2 separate regions of the Mus musculus genome follow, and region 2 is linked to region 1. A link is a loop called in an ENCODE intact Hi-C map of the cell type or tissue named here. Cell type or tissue: left cerebral cortex. All regions are shown on one strand. Links, peaks and the distances in the headings refer to the core of each region. The heading gives the core; the rest is flanking DNA. Region 1 holds the start of 6720489N17Rik (RIKEN cDNA 6720489N17 gene). Region 2 holds the start of Mir713 (microRNA 713).

Region 1 (10,947 bases), core at 1,943-9,942:
CACAACAGTGTTTTTCCTTCCCAAATGGTGTTGACAGATGTCTTGACCATGTGGCAGAACTATGCTTTTTCAAGAAGAAAAATGGTCCTTTATGGCACACCAGGCCTTAGTGTTGGTTGTGAGCCTGCAATACTTCATTGAGCAGCTTGTTAAAGGGCTGGTCTGTGACCTGGGAAAGGGCCTATTTGTTAATCAGGGTTGTCCTCTTTGTTATGACCTCGAGCGACATTTCCCCACAATCCTGATGGACAACCTGGTGTATCCCAGCATCCTAATCTCTCATATGCTTGGTAACCATACTATTTATCTGTGGGTGTTTAGGAGGCAGTCCCTCCCTCAACTAAATGTGACTTCCCATTTTCTTATAATGGGAAAGTCTTTTACATCAGCAACTCTACTCTATGCTTCTTATCACAGCATACACTTGGAGTTCATGAGGTGGGGTTTACAACTGCCACAAAATTAACTCCAAATGGATCTTAAATGGCGGCCAGGGCACAATGTTTAGAAGATACCAGAGAATCTCGGACATCCAAATTTGGCATCTTGCTAAGGATGTTTCTACATGGCAAGCCCTTGCTCCAAATGCTTTGTGCAGATGAAGCTCCCATAATGAAGTTGTTAAGATGCCACCACTGAGTACATCTAGTGGCTAAGACCTCAAGGAATCGCACAGCTGGCTGTTAGTTTCCACCTAACCCACGAAAGAGCCCACTATCAGGATTCCTGCTTCTCACACTGCTCTTTCAGGTTGGTGGCAGTGGTCACGTGCTCACCATGATGAGACTTAGTAGCTCACCTGCACTCTGCAAAAACACCCAGCATCAGAGGTCAAAGCACATCACACCAACCATAGAAGCCTGCTCTGCAATGCTACTGAACCTGCAACAGGGAACAAAACACCTGGAAGAGGCCTCTCTTCGTCTGATTGGATGGTTTTCCAGGAGGCCCTGATTGGCCAGTGACAAGAGCACTGGCCTTAGGGATAGACTGTGCTGAAAGCTTGCCTCTTAGGACTTCCTACCCCAGGAAATCAGTCCAGGACTTGACACTTTTCAGATTTGCCAAATCTTTGTTTCAGTATTGCATGTGCCTGTCCTCCAATAGCCGAGCTTTCTGTTACCAGCACTGAGCACAAACAGCTTCTCCCTCCATTTCGAAATCCTCCCCCTCTCCTCTTCATCCTGCTTCTCCTCCTCTACTTCCTAATCCTCCTCCTCCCCTCTTGCTCCTGTTCCTCCTCCTCCTCTATCTCCTCAACTTCATCGTACTGTTCTTCCTCCTCGTCCTCTTCTTCTGAATGTTCCCCACCCCTCCTCTTCCTCCCTTTCTTCTTCTCCCTGCCCTCCTCTGCATCTCCTCCTCCTCCTCCTAGAATCGAGATGGGTAGCTTGCACAGTTCATTATTCATCTTGGTGCAGAGTGAACCATATGAACCACATGCAGAATGGTTCCATGCATATTATCAATTACTGCATCATTTTAAGATACAAAATGTGATATTTGTTTCTGTGATTTTGCACTGATCTCAGGAATACCTCAGCTAATATTAGCCTACTACATATTGAAAGGGCCGAAAAATCACTGAAGACCCCAGATAAGATAATATGCAAAAAGAAAAAGCACTTATTCTGGAGAAAAAACCAGCGTTCTTTGAAATGGCGACCCCAGACAAAGGTATGAGGACCTCCTTATAGGAAACAGGTGGAACCCTCTAGAAGGATAGGGTAGTCTAAAATTTCACTGGTAGGGGCTAGGGGACACAGGTTGTCAGTGATCTGAATTCCTATGCCATGAACTTTTCACCATATGATGAAATAGGGCTGCCCAGCCCAGATGGACCATTCTCAGATAGTTCCTGATTTCTGTGGTTATCCCCAGTCTGGTCTCTGGAAGGGGGCTCTACAATCTTCTTCTGATCTTATGGTCTGTTCCTAATCCTGGTGTCTTATGCCTTACTTTTGGGATTTACAGTTTATTCCTGAAGCTGGCACCTTTTGGAAATAAGGACTGGTCCTCAAATGGCAACAAAAGGGCTTCTTAGATGGAGAAAAGTAGGGTTTATCTTGCCCTTTCAATATGATTCTCCAGACAACCCTGGGAGAAAAGCAGAAATGAGGAAATGGATTCCAATCATTGTGGAGCACTACTGTTAGCCAGCACATCTTCCTGAGTTAAAAAGGTGAAAAAAATCTGTATTATTAAAGGATTTCCACTTGAATAGAACTGATAGTATGGATCTCCCTATGTATGTAGGAGGTGGATATATAAGAATGGCTAACAGAATTTGGTCCAACTAGGAAACTAATAACTGCATACCAATGGAAAGTTGAAGGATACAGTAGTGCCTGTATGTCTCATTTGGCCTTCCACATATACCGTAATGCCAAAGATGGAACCTCTAATGCTAGAAAAATCAAATGATCTCCCTTGCCAGAGTATGGCAAGCAGAAAAAGAGAAGGAGAGAGCATCTTCAATATCCTTTATAAATGTAGGCTGTCAACAGAAGCTGTGGCCTAGATTAAAGACGTTTTTGTCAATTTTTTTTTGTCAGTTTTTCAAAGAGTTTTTGTCAGTTTTTCAAAAGATCCAGAATAAAGAAGGGGTTCTCCCATGTTAAATGTTGCAAATAATAAAAAACACTTTCACAATGCCCACCTGTTTCAGTTTTAGGTTATTCAACTTGTTTTAATACAGTAACTTGAACTACTTGAAGTAGTGTGGATTACAGTTGACAGTAAGATCAGTTCTTTATCCAGATTCATGACTGCCTTTTCTGCAGCCAGAGTCATGGCCAGTCAAGGTGATTATCGACCAGGTCAAATTGATTACCTCACTTCTCATTGCTAATGTCAAGTACTGCCAAACAAGGAAAACTTTCCCCTTAAAAGCCAAGGCTAGAAGACATGCAGCACTGTCTTCCCATCATGTGGCCTTAGGGACAGGATCAGATGTTCAAAGCTGTTATCAATTACATAGCATGAGCCAGCCTGGGCATCAAGAGACCTTGTCCTAAACTGCCGTTGCAAAAATTGGAAAGACATTCTTATACCTGGGAAAACCCACAGAATTGCAAATAGTAAGAGATCACAGCAGAGCTGAATTCACAGAAATTACATTGAAAGGAGAACCAATAATTGATTTTTTTTCAAACTTAAATATTACTAAAAAACGGCATACCAATACTGACATTCAAAACTAGCAGCCCATATCCTCACATCAGGAATAGCATTAATCAAATACTACTTGAACTTGCCTCTATGTGGACTCTTGGCAGCTGACACCTGTAACTTGACAATCAACTTGACACACACACAACTACACCCGATGGCCTGGGTTTCAATTCTTGAGCTGACTTAATGATGTCAGTGAAGATTGCACATGTATCTGTAGAACAGTACCCTACGTGCAAATTGAATGCTCATTGGCTTAACTGACATTCACAAATCAAACACCCATCAATATAGGCTGTCTTCATCACAGAACATGATTAATACATGATCCAAAATTAAAAATCATCTCCCTGCCATAATCGGGTCTTGTTCATAATGAACAAGTAGCTGATTGCCTACACTGTTTCCCCAGTAGGGATCACAATAAACTCCCTTATCTTCTGGTGTGAATGCAGAAGCTATGCCCTTCATGCAAATCCTGTTCCTCTTACTGGAATAAAAAAGTTGATTACATACATGACTCAGCAAGTAATTTAAAAACACAGTGGTGGTAGAGATTTAGACTTAAGTATTTAGTTGGTTTAGTCAATAGGAGAACAATGTCACTGTCCTGGGAAAAAACAGAGTAGAATGAATGCTACCTGACTCAACATAGGAAAGCTTGTCTCAGAAACATTATTTAAAGCCTGCAGGTACAGCTGGTGTGGATTAACATCTTTCCCAGGGAGAGATCACTTATTCACCTCTGGCTGATGCCCAAAGAAGACCCAGCCTAGGAAACAGTATGAATTCCACATATGATGTCATCAATAAGTACTTTTTAGGTTCAGCCCCGAGGTTATACTTTGAACAATTTAATGGGGGACAGGACCTTGCAAGTTTAGCCACTGAGGCTGATGGAGATTTACAGAGCAAAACTGTCTTCTAGTCAATAATACAAGATCTAGAAAAGAGTTTTAAAAGATAGATCCATGCTACAACTCTCCCATACATAAAGGACAGAGAACACAAATACAGAAAATATCAAGGACACATCACCTAACAGCACTGTAGTTACGGTTCTAATATGAACATGCCTGCTGATCTTTTCTAACCTCAGAATAAGACTGTTTGAAGGTTCTGCCCCACTCACCCACCCATCCATCCACCCATCCATCCATCCAATCATCCAACCATCCATCCATCCATCCATCCATCCATCCATCCATCCAACCATCCATTCATTCAAGGCAACTTTTTAAGTGTTTAACTTGGGGCTGGAGAGATGGCTCAGCATATCTGGCCACTGGTTCTCACCCAGCCACGGGAAGTGCCCACTTCCCCAGCTTCAAATGTTCATGCCCCTGCTCTTTCAGGTTAGCATAGAGCTGAACCTCCATTATGGCAGAAAGTACTCAGAAGAACCCTCCTATTCTCCTGATTGGCCTGCCCGGACGCCCTGATTGGCCAGTGATTCTTGAGTGACATAAGCATGCTCCTTAGGGTTGAAGTGTGTTAAAGGCACACAGTATACACCTTCAATGCTCAGAATTCTAGTTCAGGAACTTTGAAAGTAGTGTAGTCACAGCCCAGAAAGGACAGGACAAAAAGAAGTAGATAACTTCACTGCTTTGACAGTATGTAATATTAAGAATGAACAGTGAGGGATAGCAAGATGGCTTAGCAGGTAAGAGCACGGATAGTTCTTCCGAAGGTCCTGAGTTCAAATCCCAGCAACCACATAGTGGTTCACAACCATCAGTAATGAGATCTAATATCCTCTTCTGCTGTGTCTGAAGTCACCTACAGTGTACTTACATATAATAATAAATAAATCTTTTTTTAAAAAAAGAATGAACAGTGAGGCAATCAAGAATCTGAATAAAAATTTGAAGTTACTATGAAACCAAGATACTACATGAGTCCTACCAAATACATTGTATTACCAAATCTAGGTAAAACAATGTGGCCCATCGACTCAGAGGAGAAGGGGGAGGCGGACTGTAGGAAGAATTATGGGGGTGGGAGGGTGACTGGGAGAAAGGCAGTGAGCAGGATGTAAATTGAATAAAGAGAAATCGATTTAATAAAAAGCAGGGGAGTGCTTTTATAGTCACGCTCAAGGCCTAGGTACATAGCATGTGCTCAGAAAATCGGAATCTTTTTCAGTTAGTAACTTAGTTCACTATCACACAGTTAACAGAACATACCAGGAATGCTGGAATCCATTTCTAATGTGGAAATCACAAAACTATAAATAAAGAACAAGTCACAAAACAAACAAACGAACAAAAAAAGAAGGTGACTTTTAACATGGAATCTAATTTTAACCTTGATATTAATTTGTAAAAGAAAGAAAAACTGGAGTCAGCAAGCCTATCACAAATATAATTTTCATTATTTCCTGTGTTTGAGATAGGGTCTGATACAGACACGAAGCTGACTTTGACTCACTAATCACACTACAATGTATCATACTTATTAAAAGTATAATAGAGAGCAGGATGTATGTGCCTTTGAGCAAATATTCCTAGCATCAGAATCTTCTATAGAAGAGAGAGCTGAGAAGCCATTTGGTGTTGGTCTGGTTATTGGTAAAGGAGAGTGATTTTGAAAAATTGCAGGCCATTCCCTGGCAGAGATAAAGACATAAGAAGATAAAGTTAAGCCAGGAAGTGGTGGCGCATGCCTTTAATCCCGCACTTGGGAGGAAGAGGCAGGCGGGTTTCTGAGTTCGAGGCCAGCCTGGTCTGCAAAGTGAGTTCCAGGATAGCCAGGGCTATACAGAGGAACCCTGTCTCAAAAAAATCCAAAAAGATAAAAAATAAGAAACACCAAAAAGAGAAGATACAGTTTGATCTCACCCCTATGTGCAAGTGGATTGGACATATCTGCAAAGGAGTCCCCTCTAGTTGGAAATTCAACATACATTGGACCAAAAGGGTATGAATTTGTATTATGAATTTATGTGAGTTTATCCATATTTGCTTGTGTAAAAGTCTTTCCTACTGTGAGGGTGGCTCTCTTCTCCTGGTTTAAGAGAAGTTTATTGCTCCAAACTTCCCCCAAGCTTAGCAAGCAAGAGGCATCTGGACAAGAGGGAAAGGCTCTAGCAATGACTCCTTTACTTAATCACCCACTCCCTTTCCTTAGAGAACTTTCATAGGAAACTTTTTAGAAGAACTTGGAAATAAAGATTAAAGACATGTTTAAAAGTGTCCCACATTTCTTCCTGTGACTTCAACTAGCATGCTGGAAGTTAGAGCAGCCCAGTTTCTGTGGAGATAGAACAAAAGCTACTCACTTAATCCCCTGCCTTTTAAGAGGAGGCTCTAAATACCAGAGAGCCTTGCCTCAGAGGAACTCGGGCAGGTCAGCTTCAGCTGCCAAGCGACTGAGACTTAAGATAGGCAAATGTCTTAATACTAAACAGCAACCCTAAACATCCCTGAAAACCAAGTCTTGTCACCTCAGACACTCTTCCCCCTCCACTGCCTGAAGAGGAACCAAGAATGGTCAGGGCTGGTCCCCTGTATCCCATCACCCCCACTCCAGCTACTTAGCCTCCTGCTCCTTCCGGTTAAGGGCAGTGGTCACACGCTCACCATGTCGCCACGTTGTAGATCGCTGGCAATTCCCTAAGGCCCCTGTCAGCAGACATCAAAACACAACAGATCAATCTTTCAGCCTGCTCGCAACGGAGAGAATGCAGAGTAGGGGAACAAGGCACACTAAAGAACACGCCTCTACTCCTATTGGCGGGCCTATTCGGAGGCCCTGATTGGTTCGTGAGTCTTGATTGACATGAGCACCTCCCTTACGGTTAGAGTGCGCTGAAGGCACACAGCATAGGGCTTCCCAGCTCGGGTTTCTTATCCAGGAGCTGACCCTTTTCAGATCTGCAAGACTTTCTTTCAGTCCCGTCCTCCAATAGTCTATCTTTCTGTCATCCAGAACTCAGCAGGAATTTCTTCTTCCTGCTCCTCCAAGGCCGCCGCCGGTTTTCCTCCTCCTCACTCTGTCCCATCCTCCACCAAGGAATCAAAAGCCACACCTTGCATAGTACAGTATTCAACTTGGAGCCGAATAAACTATAGGTTGCAAGGATAATTACAATTAAAGAGAGATTTTTAGGACATAAAATATGATGTTTGCTCCTCTCATTTTACACTGACATCAGGAAAACCGCAGCTAATATGCAATTGCTACATATGAGACTCCAGACAACCCTGGGGGAAAAGCAGGGGATGGATGCCAATCACTATGGAGCACTGTTGTTAGCCAGCACGGTTTCCTACGTGGGAAGGTGAAAAAACATATCTGTATTAGTAAAGGTTTTCCAGATGAACAAAACTCGGAGCATGGATCTCTCAAAGTATGCAGAAATTGGATAGATAAGAATGGCTCACAGAATGTGGCCCCACTAGTAAATCAATGACTGTACCAATGAAGAGTTGAAGAAAACAGTAGTTCCTGTATGTCTCAGCTGGTGTTCAGCACGTAACAGAATTCCAAAGATGGAGCCTTAATGTCAGAAAAATAAAAAGACCTTGCAAGCCAGTATGTGGGAAGAAAAGAGAAAGAACTACCATCTTCAATATCCTTTATATATGTAGGCTCACAGCAGAATTTCTTGTTAACCAAAACCTCCAGAGTAAAGAAGGGTTTTCCCATGTTAAATGGTGAAAATAATAAAAACCCCTCACAGTGCCCATCTGTTTGGTTTTAGGTAACTGAACTCCTGTAACTACAGTCATTTGAAATAATTGCATTGGTGGCAACAACAGTTGACAGGAAGTTCAGTTTTTATCCAGATTCTATCTTTTTAGATTTATATATTTATTGTTTTATGTATATGAGTACAATGTAGCTGTACAGATGGTTGTGAGCCTTCATGTGGCTGTGGAGAATTGAATTTTTCAGACCTCTGCTTCACTATGGTCAGCCACACTAACTTAGTCCCTGCTTGCTCTGGCCCAAAGATTTATTTATTATTATTATACATAATTACACTGCAGCTGACTTCAGACACTCCAGATCTCATTATTAAAAGTTGTGAGCCACCATGTGGTTGCTGGGATTTGAACTCAGGACCTTGGGAAGAGCAGTCAGTGTTCTTACCCACTGAGCTTTCTCCCCAGCCCCTTTATCCAGATTATTAATTGCCTGGTCTGCAGACCACAGTAATGGCCAATCAAGGTGATTATCAAGATGGAAAATTGGTGACCTCAATACTCATTGCTAATGTCAAGTACAGCCATACCAGGAAAACGTTCACCTTCAAAGCCTAGCCTAGAAGAGATGCAGGACTATCTTCCCATCATGTGGCTTTAGAGACAGGATTAGATGTTCAAGGCAATTATCAATTACATAGCATGACCCAGCCTGGGCTTCAGGAGACCTTGTCCTAAGCAGCACTTGTAAAAGAAATTGAAAAAAATTCTTATGCCTGGGAAACATCACAGAATGGATACAAGTAAGATTTCAAAGCAGTGCTGCATTTAAAGGGAACCAATAATTGACTTTTTAAAAACATAAATATTATTGAAAGAACACATAGCCATTCTGACTTTGTAAAAGAATAGTCCATTTCCTGGTAGAAGGAATAACATCTTTCAAATACTGTTTGACCTTGCTTCTATGTGGATTGTTGCCTGCTGAGACCTGTAACTTGACACACACACAACTACAGCCAATGAAGGCCTGTGTTTTAAATTTCTGAGCTGACTTAATTATGTCAATGAGGATTGCACATATCTCATAGGACAATAGTAACCTAACTGCAATTTGAATATTCACTGGCTTAACTGACATCACAAATCATACACCTACCGATCTAGTCTGCTTTCATTTACCCAACATGAATTAAGACATGCTACAAAATTATAAAATTACCTCCATGCCAGCATCAGGCACTTTCATTATGGCAACTCCAGCAGCTGATTACCCACCCTGTTTCCCCCATTAGTGTACACAATAAAGTTCTTCCTATTCTGGTCAGGATGCAGAAGCTATGCCCCTCATGCAAATGCTTTTCCTATGGACTCAGTAAACAGTTGATTACATGACTCAAATGCATAATTTTAAAACACAGTGGTGGTACAGATGTTAACTTAAGAATTTAGTTGATTTAAACAATAGGATTGCAATGTTACTGCCCTGAGACATAATAGAGTGGAATGAGAGCTACATGACTCACCATAGGAAACCTTGTCTCAGAAATAATTTTCTGAAAGGCTGGAGGTATAACAGTTAGAATTAGCATCCTTTCATAGGAAAAGATCACTCATTCATCTTTGACTGATGCCCAAAGAAGAGCCAGCCTAGAACAGAATTTTTAGTTCCCAATATGCTGTTATACCTAAGTCTCTCTTAGGTTTGGGCCACAGCTATAGTTTGAACAATAGTCACTTAGGCAGATGGAGATTTACAGAGTAAATCCATCTTCTAGTCCATAATGTATGATCTAAAAAGTAAGTTTAAAAGATGTATCAATGCCACAACTCTCCAATATACAATGGACAGAGAATACAAATACAGAAAATATCAAGGAAACATCATCTAACAGCACTGTGGTTACCGTTCTTACATGAGCAGGTTTGCTGAGCTAGTCTAACCTCAGAATAAGGCTGCTTTTTTACTCAGCAACTTGGTTCAGAGGAAAGGCACAGGTGCTTCTCTGTAGGACCAGAAAGAAGTGCATCCTGAATGCTGTGTGTCTCAAGGCTGTGACATCTCTGTAGAAGATTCCATATTTTATACGTTATTTTTATTTTATGTATGTGTTTTGCTGGGTCCTGTCTGTGTGCACTACCTACAGTGGTCAGAAGAGGGCAGTATATCCCTCTGAATTTCAGTTACAGCAATTGAATTACAGCCTTGAGGTTTTTTTGGAATGCAACCTGCATTACCTGGAACAACATCCAATGATCATGACTATATCTGTGTTTATTATATTTTCCTTGTAAAATAAATGTTTATGCATTTAAATTAGAACATAATACAACACTTCATGTAACCTTTACCTTTTTACATTTTTCTAATATATATTCCCAATAATGTCAAATGAGGTGGGAGATTTGGTAAAAACATGCTAGCCTAGTGAACTAACTTCATTTCCTTAACTGTATGCAAAATACCTATTTACAAGCTTGAATGTACAACTAAACTGCTAGATGCTCAGAAATCTCTTTGTCTATGCCGGTTTACACAGATAGTCTACATTTCTCTTGAGCTCACCGAAACCCAGGAGGACTCCTTTGCTCTTTCTTCAAATCCTGCCTTATCTGTGTCCTGCTATTTCTTACCACTCGGCTTCCACAATGCTATTCTAAGTCAAGAGATAGAGACAGAGTCCAAAGAGAGTGCCCACCAGGAGAAAGCTCAAATGTCTTATTGCTACAAAACCAGGCTGTATCTCCCTTACTACATCCATGGCAGGCTGCAGCAGGTCAGCTCTAGGGGGAGGTAGTGGTGGGAGGACCCAGGTCAAGTCTGTAGGGAGCTGAAACTTCTCACCTTTACAGAAGAGCATCTCAATGCCATCCAAGCTGACTTTGCCCCAAGTCACTCAGCAAAGACCTCAAGACCCCTCCCAAGTAACTTGCCTTAAACTGGGCAGGCACTTTCCATTTTTTAGCATTCTCTTGTTTTGAGGCTTTGGCTTTCAGAGGCACACCCAAAATACACCGTTCCAAGACACACCTAGGTGCATCTGAAAGGGCAAAGTCTTTACTAAGCTTGGATATTTGAATACCAATTATGCTTTCTAAGAACCATATGCAAATATCCTTA
Region 2 (10,947 bases), core at 1,042-9,041, 140 kb after region 1:
CCCCAGTCTGGTCTCTGGAAGGGGGTTCTACAATCTTCTTCTGAATGTTATGGTCTGTTCCTAAACCTGGTGTCTTATGCCTTACTTTTGGGATTTACAGTTTATTCCTGAAGCTGGTACCTTTTGGAAATAAGGACTGGTCCTCAAATGGCAACAAAGGGGCTCCTTAGATGGAGAAAAATAGGGTTTCTCTTGCTCTTTCAATATGATTCTCCAGACAACCCTGGGAGAAAAGCAGGAAATGAGGAAATGGATTCCAATCACTGTGGAGCACTACTGTTAGCCAGCACATCTTCCTGAGTGAAAAGGTGAAAAAAACATCTGTATTATTAAAGGATTTCCACTTGAACAGAACTGATAGTATGGATCTCTCTATGTATGTAGAAAGTAGATATATAAGAATGGCTCGCAGAATGTGGTCCAACTAGGAATCTAATAACTGCGTACCAATGGGAAGTTGAAGGATACAGTCGTGTCTGTATGTCTCAACTGGCCTTCCTCATATACCAGAATTCCAAAGATGGAACCTCTAATGCTAGAAAAATCAAATGATCTCTCTTGCCAGAGTATGGCAAGCAGAAAAAGAGAAGGAGCAAGCATCTTCAATATCCTTTATAAATGTAGGATGCCACCAGAAGCTGTGGCCTAGATTAAAGACGTTTTTGTCAATTCAAAAGCTCCAGAATAAAGAAGGGTTCTCCCATGTTAAATGTTGCAAATAATAAAAAACACTTTCACAATGCCCACCTGTTTCAGTTTTAGGTTATTCAACTTTTTTTAACACAGTAATTTGAACTACTTGAAGTAGTGTCAATTACAGTTGACAATAAGTTCAATTCTTTATCCAGATTCATGACTGCCTTTTCTGCAGCCAGAGTAATGGCCAGTCAAGGTGATTATCGACCAGGTCAAATTGATTACCTCACTTCTCATTGCTAATGTCAAGTACTGCCAAACCAGGAAAACTATCCCCTTCAAAGCCTAGGCTAGAAGAGATGCAGCACTGTCTTCCCATCATGTGGTCTTAGGGACAGGACCAGATGTGCAAAGCAGTTATCAATTACATAGCATGAGCCAACCTGGGCATCAAGAGACCTTGTCCTAAACCTACCTTGTAAAAAATGAAAAGTAATTGTTATACCTGGGAAATACAACACAATTGCAAATAGGAAGAGATCAGAGCAGAGCTGAATTCACAGAAATTACATTGAAAGGGGAACCAATAATTGATTTTTTCAAACTTAAATATTACTAAAAAACAGCATACCAATACTGACATTCAAAACTAGCAGCCCATATCCTCACATCAGGAATAGCATTAATCAAACACTATTTGAACTTGCCTCTATGTGGATTCTTAAGTGCTGACACCTGTATCTTGACACACGCAACTACACCCGATGGCCTGGGTTTCAATTCCTGAGCTGACTTAATGATGTCAGTGAAGATTGCACATGTATCTGTAGAACAGTACCCTACATGCAAATTGAATACTCACTGGCTTAACTGACATTCACAACTCAAACACCCATCAATATAGGCTGTCTTCATCACAGAATGTGATTAATACATGATCCAAAATTAAAAATCACCTCCCTTCCATAAGCAGGTCTTGTTCATAGTGGGAACTCCAGCAGCTGATTGCCTACCCTGTTTCCCCAGTAGGGATCACAATAAACTCCCTTATCTTCTGGTGTGAATGCAGAAGCTATTCCTGTCAGGCAAATCCTGTTCCTCTTACTGTAATAAAAAAGTTGATTACATACATGACTCAGCAAGTAATTTAAAAACACAGTGGTGATAGAGATTTAGACTTAAGTATTTAGTTGGTTTAGTCAAGAGGAGAACAATGTCACTGTCCTGGGGAAAAACAGAGCGGAATCAATGCTACCTGACTCAACCTAGGAAAGCTTGTCTCAGAAACATTATTTAAAGCCTGCAGGTACAGCTGGTGTGGATTAACATCTTTCCCAGGGAGAGATCACTTATTCACCTCTGGCTGATGCCCAAAGAAGACCCAGCCTAGGAAACAGCATGAATTCCACATATGATGTCATCAATAAGTCCTTGTAGGATCAGCCCCCAGGTTATACTTTGAATAATTTAATGGGGGACAGGACTTTGCAAGTGTAGCCACTGAGCCTGATGGAGTTTTACAGAGCAAAACTATCTTTTAGTCCATAATGTAAGATCTAGAAAAGAGTTTTAAAAGATAGATCCATGCCACAACTCTGTCATACATAAAGGACAGAGAACACAAATACAGAAAATATCAAGGAAACATCACCTAAGAGCACTGTAGTTACGGTTCTAATATGAACATGCCTGCTGATCTTTTCTAACCTCAGAACAAGACTATTTGAAGGTTCTGCCCCACCCACCCACCCATCTACCCATCCATCCAGCCATTCATCCAAGGCAACTTTTTAAAGTGTTTAACTTGGGGCTGGAGAGATGGCTCAGCATATCTGGCCACTGCTTCTCACCCAGCCAAGGAAAGTGCCCACTTCCCCAGCTTCAATTGTTCATGCCCCTGCTCTTTCAGGTTAGGGGCAGCTGTCACAGTCTCACAATAGAGGTGAACCTCCAGTATGGTAGAAGGTACTGAGAAGAACCCTCCTATTCTCCTGATTGGCCTGCCCCGGTGCCGAGATTGGCCAGTGATTCTTGAGTGACATAAGCATGCTCCTTAGGGTTGGAGTGTGCTGAAGGCACACATACACCTTCAATGCTCAGGATTCTAGTTCAGGAACTTTGAAAGTAGTGTAGTCACAGCCCAGAAAGGACAGGACAAAAAGAAGTAGATAACTTTGCTGCTTTGACAGTATGTAATATTAAGAATGAACAGCGGGGCTGGTGAGATGGCTCAGTGGGTAAGAGCACCCGACTGTTCTTCCGAAGGTCAGCAGTTCAAATCCCAGCAACCACATGGTGGCTCACAACCATCCGTAATGAGATCTGACTCCCTCTTCTGGAGTGTCTGAGGACAGCTACAGTGTACTTACATATAATAAATAAATAAATAAATAAGTCTTTAAAAAAAAAAAAAAAGAATGAACAGCGAGGGATGGCGAGATGGCTTAGCAGGTAAGAGCACGGACTGTTCTTCTGAAGGTCCTGAGTTCAAATCCCAGCAACCACATGGTGGCTCACAACCACCAGTAATGAGATCTGATGCCCTCTTCTGGTGTGTCTGAAGTCAGCTACAGTGTACTTATGTATAATAATAAATAAATCTTAAAAAAAAAAAAAAGAATGAACAGTGAGGCAATCAATTTTAGACCATTGACAAGAGTCTGACTGGCCCATTTTTTGGGTCCACACACCAGGCAATCAAGAATCTGAATAAAAATTTGAACTTACTATGAAACCAAAATACTACATGAGTCCTACCAAATACATTGTATTACCAAATCTAGGTAATACAATGTGGCCCATCGACTCAGGGGGGGGGGGGGATGGAGGAAGAATTATGGGGAGGGGGTGACTGGGAGGAAGGCAGTGAGCACGCCGTAATTTGAATAAAGAGAAATCGATTTATTAAAAAGCAGGGGAGTGCTTTTATAGTCAAGCTCAAGGCCTATGTACATAGCATATGCTTACAAAAGTGGAATCTTTTTCAGTTAGTAACTTAGTTCACTATCACACAGTTAACAGAACATATCAGGAATGTTGGAATCCATTTCTAATGTGGAAATCACAAAACTATAAATAAAGAACAAGTCACAAAGACAAACAAACAAACAAACAAAGAAGGTGACTTTTAACAAGGAATCTAATTTTAACCTTAATATTAATTTGTAAAAGACAGAAAAACTGGAGTCTGCAAGCCTATCACAAATACAATTTTGATTATTTCCTGTGTTTGAGACAGGGTCTGATACAGACACCCAGCTACTTTGACTCACTAATCACACTACAATATATCATACATATTAAAAGTATAATAGAAAACAGGATGTATGTGCCTTTGAGCAAATATTCCTAGCATCAGAATCTTCTATAGAAGAGAGGGTTGATAAGCCATTGGGCGTTGGTCTGGTTATTGGTAAAGGAGAGTGATCTTGAAAAATTGCAGGCCATTCCCTGGCAGAGATAATGACATAAGAAGATAAAGTTAAGCCAAGTGGTGGTGCAAGCCTTTAATCCCAGCACTTGGGAGGAAGAGGCAGGCGGGTTTCTGAGTTCGAGGACAACCTGGTCTACATATTTAGTTCCAGGATAGTCAGGGCTATACAGAGGAACCCTGTCTCAAAAAAAAAAACCCCAAAAAGATAAAAATTTAAAAACCCCCAAAAAGAAGATATAGTTTGATCTCACCCCACGTGCAATGTCAGCTGCTGAGAGATGCAACCTAACACACAGCTTCTCAACACTCTGAGCTGAAGTAACTGTGCAAGTGGATTGGACATATCTGCAAAGGAGTCCCCTCTACTTGGAAATTCAACATACATTGGACCAAACTAACCTCCTAAAAGGGTATGAATTTGTATATGAATTTATGTGATTTTATCCAAATGTGCTTCTGTGAGGGTGACTCTCTTCTCCTGGTTTAAGAGAAGTTTATTGCTCCAAACTTCCCCCAAGCTTAGCAAGCAAGAGGCATCTGGACAAGAGGGAAAGGCTCTAGCAATGACTCCTTTACTTAATCACCCACTCCCTTTCCTTAGAGAACTTTCATAGGAAACTTTTTAGAAGAACTTGGAAATAAAGATTAAAGACATGTTTAAAAGTGTCCCGCCTTTCTTCCTGTGACTTCAACTAGCAGGATGGAAGTTAGAGCAGCCCAGTTTCTGTGGAGATAGAACAAAAGCTACTCACTTAATCCCCTGTCTTTTTAAGAGGAGGCTCTAAATACCAGAGATTGCAGCGTCCAGCCTTGCCTCAGAGGAACTCGGGCAGGTCAGCTTCGGCTGCAACGCGACTGAGACTTAAGATAGGCAAATGTCTTAATACTAAACAGCAACCCTAAACATCCCTGAAAACCAAGTCTTGTCACCTCAAACACTCTTTCCCCCTCCGCTGCCTGAAGAGGAACCAAGAACAGTCAGGGCTGGTCCCCTGTATCCCATCACCCGGACTCCAGCTGCTTAACTCCCTGCTCCTTCCGGTTAAGGGCAGTGGTCACACGCTCACCATGTCGCCACGTTGTAGATCGCTGGCAATTCCCTAAGGCCCCTGTCAGCAGACATCAAAACACATCACACCAATTTTTCAGCCTGCTCGCAACGGAGCGGAACGCAGAGCAGGGGAACAAGGCACACTAAAGAACACGCCTCTACTTCTATTGGCGGGCCTATCCGGAGGCCCTGATTGGTTAGTGAGACTTGATTGACATGAGCACCTCCCTTAGGGTTAGAGTGCACTGAAGGCACACAGCATAGGGCTTCCAAGATCGGGTTTCTTATCCAGGAGCTGACCCTTTTCAGATCTGCAAGACTTTCTTTCAGTCCTGTCCTCCAATAGTCTATCTTTCTGTCATCCAGAACTCAGCAGGAATTTCTTCTTCTTGCTCCTCCAAGGCCGCCCCCGGTTCTCCTACTCCTCGCTCTGCCCCCTCCTCCAACAAGGAATTAAGAGCCACACCTTGCAGAGTACATTATTCAACTTGACAAAGAGTGAACTATAGGTTCCAAGGATATTTACAATTAAAGAGAGATTTTAGGACACAAAATGTGATGTTTGCTTCTCTCATTTTACACTGACATCAGGAAAACCGCAGCTGATATGCAATTGCTACATATGAGACTCCAGACAGCCCTGGGAAAAAAGGAGGGGATGGATGCCACTCACTAAGGAGCATTATTGTTCGCCAGCACATCTTCCTACTTGGGAAGGTGAAAAAACATGTCTGTATTAGTAAAGGTTTTCCAGATGAACAGAATTCAGAGCATGGATCTCTCTAAGTATGCAGGAAGTGGATAGATAAGAATGGCTCACAGAATGTGGCCCCACTAGTAAATCAATGACTGTATCAATGGAGAGTTGAAGAAAACAGTTGTGTCTATAGGTCTCAGCTGGTGTTCACCACGTAATAGAATTCCACAGATGGAGCCTTAATGTCAGAAAAATAAAAAGACCTTGCAAGCCAGTATGTGGGAAGAAGAGAAAGAGAAAGAACTACCATCTTCAATATCCTTTATATATTTAGGCTCACAGCAGAACTTCTGGCCTTGATTAATTTTTTTCATCTCAATCTAAACTTGCAGATTAAAGAAGGGTTTTCTCATGTTTATTGGTGAAAATAATAAAAACCCCTCAAAGTGCCCATCTGTTTGGTTTTAGGTAACTGAACTCCTGTAAGTACAGTTATTTGAAATAATTACATTGGTGGCAACAACAGTTGACAGGAAGTTCAGTTTTTATCCAGATTATTTCTTATTAGATTTATATATTTATTTTTTATGTATATGAGTACACTGTAGCTGTACAGATGGTTGTGAGCATTCATGTGGCTGTGGAGAATTGAATTTTTCAGACCTCTGCTTCACTCTGGTCAGTCCCACTCACTTAGTCCCTGCTTGCTCTGGCCCAAAGGATTTATTTATTATTATTATACATAATTACACTGTAGCTGACTTCAGACACTCCAGATCTCATTATGGATATTTGTGAGCCACCATGTGGTTGCTGGGATTTGAACTCAGGACCTTGGGAAGAGCAGTCAGTGTTCTTACCCGCTGAGCCTTCTCCCCAGCCCCTTTATCCAGATTATTAATTGCCTGGTCTGCAGACCAGAGTAATGGCCAATCAAGGTGATTATCAAGATGGAAAATTGGTGACCTTACTACTCAATGCTAATGTCAAGTACAGCCATACCAGAAAAATGTTCACCTTCAAAGCCTAGCCTAGAAGAGATGCAGGACTGTCTTCCCATCATGTGGCTTTAGAGAAAGGATTAGATGTTCAAGGCAATTCTGAATTACATGGCATGAGCCAGCCTGGGCTTCGGGAGACCTTGTCCTAAGCAGCACTTGTAAAAGAAATGGAAAGAAATTCTTACGCCTGAGAAACATCACAGAATGGATACAAGTAAGAGATCAGAGCAGTGCTGCATTTAAAGCAAACCAATAATTGACTTTTTACAAACATAAATATTATTGAAAAAACACATAGCCATTCTGACTTTGTAAAAGAATAGTCCTTTTCCTGGTAGAAGGAATACCATCTTTCAAATACTGTTTGACCTTGCCTCTATGTGGATTGTTGCCTGCTGAGACCTGTAACTTGACACACTCAACTACAGCCAATGAAGTCCTGTGTTTTAAATTTCTGAGCTGACTTAATTATGTCAATGAGGATTGCACATATCTCATAGGACAGTAGTAACCTAACTGCAATTTGAGTATTCACCGGCTTAACTGACATCACAAATCATACACCCACCGATCTAGTCTGCTTTCATTTACCCAACATGAATTAAGACATGCTGCAAAATTATGAAATTACCTCCATGCCAGCATCGGGCACTTTTCATTATGGCAACTCTAGCAGCTGATTACCCACCCTGTTTCCCCCATTAGTGTACACAATAAACTTCTTCCTATTCTGGTCAGAATGCAGACGCTATGCCCCTCATGCAAATGCTTTTCCTCTTGACTGAGTAAACAGTTGATTACATGACTCAAATGCATAATTTTAAAACACAGTGGTGGTACAGATGTTAACTTAAGAATTTAGTTGGAACTGGGCGTGGTGGCGTTCACCTTTAATCCCAGCATTCAGGAGGCAGAGGCAGGCAGATTTCTGAGTTCTAGGCCAGCCTGGTCTACAGAGTGAGTTCCAGGACAGCCAGAGCTACACAGAGAAACCCTGTCTCGAAAAAACAAAACAAAACAAAAATGAATTTAGTTGGGTTAAACAACAGGATTGCAATGTTACTGCCCTGAGACATAACAGAGTGGAATGAGAGCTACATGACTCACCAGAAGAAACCTTGTCTCAGAAATAATTTTCTGAAAGGCTGGAGGTGTAACAGGTAGAATTAGCATCCTTTCATAGGAAAAGATCACGCATTCATCTTTGACTGATGCCCAAAGAAGAGCCAGCCTAGAACAGAATTTTTAGTTCCCAATATGCTGTTGTACCTAAGTCTCTCTTAGGTTTGGGCCACAGCTATAGTTTGAACAATAGTCACTGAGGCAGATGGAGATTTACAGAGTAAATCTATCTTTTAGTCCATAATGTATGATCTAAAAGTAAATTTAAAAGATGTATCAATGCCACAACTCTCCATATACAATGGACAGAGAACACAAATACAGAAAATATCAAGGAAACATCACCTAACAGCACTGTGGTTACCGTTCTTACGTGAGCAGGTGTGCTGAGCTAGTCTAACCTCAGAATAAGGCTGCTTTTTTACTCAGCAACTTGGTTCAGAGGAAAGGCACAGGTGCATCTCTGTAGGACCAGAAAGAAGTGCATCCTGAATGCTGTGTGTCTCAAGGCTGTGTCATCTCTGTAGAAGATTCCACATTTTATACGTTATTTTTATTTTATATATGTGAGTCTTTTGCTGGGTCCTGTCTGTGTGCATTACCTACAGTGGTCAGAAGAGGGCATCATATCCCTCTGGATTGCAGTTACAGCAATTGAATTACAGCCTTGAGGTTTTTTGGAATGAAATCTGCATTACCTGGAACAACATCCAATGCTCATGACTATATCTGTGTTTATTATATTTTCCTTGTAAAATAAATTTTATGCATTTAAATTAGAACATAATACAACACTTCACGTAACTTTTACCTTTTTACATTTTTCTAATATATATTCCCAATAATGTCAAATGAGGTGGGAGATTTGGTAAAAACATGCTTGCCTAGTGAGCTAACTTCATTTCCTTAACTGTATGCAAAATACCTATTTGCAAGCTTGAATGTACAACTAAACTGCTAGATGCTCAGAAATCTTTGTCTATGCCGGTTTACACAGATAGTCTACCTTTCTCTTGAGCTCACCTTAACCCAGGAGGGCTCCTTTGCTCTCTTTCTTCAAATCCTGCCTCATCTGTGTCCTGCTATTTCTTAGTACTCTGCTTCCACAATGCTATTCTAAGCCAAGAGATAGAGATAGAGTACAAAGAGAGTGCCCACCAGGAGAAAGCTCAAATGTCTTATTGCTACAAAACCAGGCTCTATCTCCCTTACTACATCCTTGGCAGGCTGCAGCAGGTCAGCTCCAGGGGGAGGTAATGGTGGGAGGACCGGGGTCAAGTCTGTAGGGAGCTAAAACTTCTCACCTTTACAGAAGAGCATCTCAATGCCATCCAAGGTGACTTTGCCCCAAGTCATTCAGCAAAGACCTCAAGACCCCTCCCAAGTAACTTGCCTTAAACTGGGCAGGCTCTTTCCATTCCTTAGCATTCTCTTGTATTGAGGCTTTGGCTTTCAGAGGCACACCCAAAATACACCTTTCCAAGACACACTTAGCTGCATTTGAAAAGGCAGTATCTTCCTAAGTTTGGATATTTCAATACAAATTAGGTTTTCTATTAACCATATTCAAATATCCTTCAACAATTTATCCCCTTACTTCTCCCCTCTCCATCCTAAATCTTCCCTGCCAATTTCTTCCTTGTTACATACATGTGTGACTATGAAGACTCAAATACATAAATAAAACTTGCTGACTGCATTTTTATTGGTTATGTGTATGATTCAAGGACTGACTGACTTGCATTGATTAGCCAAATAGGGAACTCATTGCCTGGGGCTAATTCTCCTACTTAAGAGTTCCCCTCTTTAATAAGCAATAGAATTTGGGGAGCACAAATGACAGATTAGGATGAAAACAAGATAAGCCCTCTTCTCTGTGAAGTAGATAAAGTACCTACCTCGAATCCAAAGCTACAGGTGGATTATTTTATTTACCGAGTGAGCTTTTTGCTATTTGTGGTGGCAAACCTCTCCTACCTTAGATATAGAGGTAGCTGTCACCCAAATTCCCCACAATGATTATCCTATAATTTTTGCCTACTCCTCTGAAAGACTTCCAGGTACTGGAAAAGAAGTATTCAACATAGGAGTAAAGGGCAACATTCCCATTTAAACACATTATCTTGCGTCAACTCTCATAGAGTGAATCCTGCCTCTTACTCTACCACAGTCTTCCATGATCTTCAATGAGACTGTTATGATTCCAACATACAATGCTAAGAATAAACAATATTATTCCACAAAGAGTCAAAGCATATCAACGATGGAACAGACCAAAGAAAGACCTAATCCAGCAGGAAAATATGAAATCATGAAGTTCATTGTTCAGCTTCTTCAGATAATGATGAAATTGCCTGACTACAATATACTTAGGCATCCCTAGTCTTCCACCTCTGTCTCTGAAGCACACATGGCTTCACTTTTAGGCCGATTCCACGACTTGCTTGTAGCTCTTTTCAAAAATTCTCTTATTGTCACAAATACCTTGTGTATGGTATTATATTTTACTTTATTGAAATTGGGTTAGTGAGGAAGGAGAGATCTTTCAGTTGTTACGAGCACTGACTGTAGAAGCAGGCATGGCATTTACATGGCAGCTCACTATGATCTAGAACTATGTTTAGTTCCACAAAAACATATGGTCCAAATTGTTACATATGAGGCGTCAGCTGGTATTTTCTGGGGTATTTCCATAAATGAGACCTTTTCTGCATGTCTTTCCTATAGATTCTAAAATGAATGGCATAAAAATATACCTCTATACTACACAGGAACAAAACACAGTTGCTTGAGTTATGCTTTCATTCAGCAATGACAACATGTGAAATAAAGTATCAAATGTATATTCTAGTCTATGATTTCAGGGGAAATAAATCAACTATACCAAAAACGAAAAACAAGCTTTTAACCAATTTGAATTATTTGTCAAAAATCCTAATCTACAGTGAGAAGAGTTTATTCTATCTACAAACACAGAATCCCCGACCACAGATAGATTCACAGTTCA

Evidence for each region. Hi-C counts contacts between places; a loop is a spot of excess contacts. Peaks named below come from ENCODE experiments on the same cell type or tissue, not always from the same donor. Only the 100,000 strongest peaks of a DNase experiment are listed, where the experiment ranks them.
Region 2: a loop joins it to region 1, with 4 times the contacts of the local background. A loop is called at or near these places in 14 of 42 quality-filtered maps.

What each region holds. Positions count from the first base shown.
Region 1 is chr13:62,617,280-62,628,226 of GRCm38, forward strand. 6720489N17Rik (RIKEN cDNA 6720489N17 gene) reads right to left here and starts at 6,903. Exons shown (of 3, transcript NM_173381.1): 1 at 6,759-6,903. The coding sequence starts at 6,761. In left cerebral cortex, for the core only: no CTCF peak of the experiment used is centred there; a DNase peak (open chromatin) is centred at 6,926; H3K4me3 peaks cover 904 bases.
Region 2 is chr13:62,755,446-62,766,392 of GRCm38, forward strand. Mir713 (microRNA 713) reads left to right here and starts at 5,294; the gene lies at 5,294-5,401. It also overlaps Platr25. In left cerebral cortex, for the core only: a CTCF peak has its summit at 8,558 (motif pointing right); DNase peaks (open chromatin) are centred at 5,330 and 8,557; H3K4me3 peaks cover 760 bases.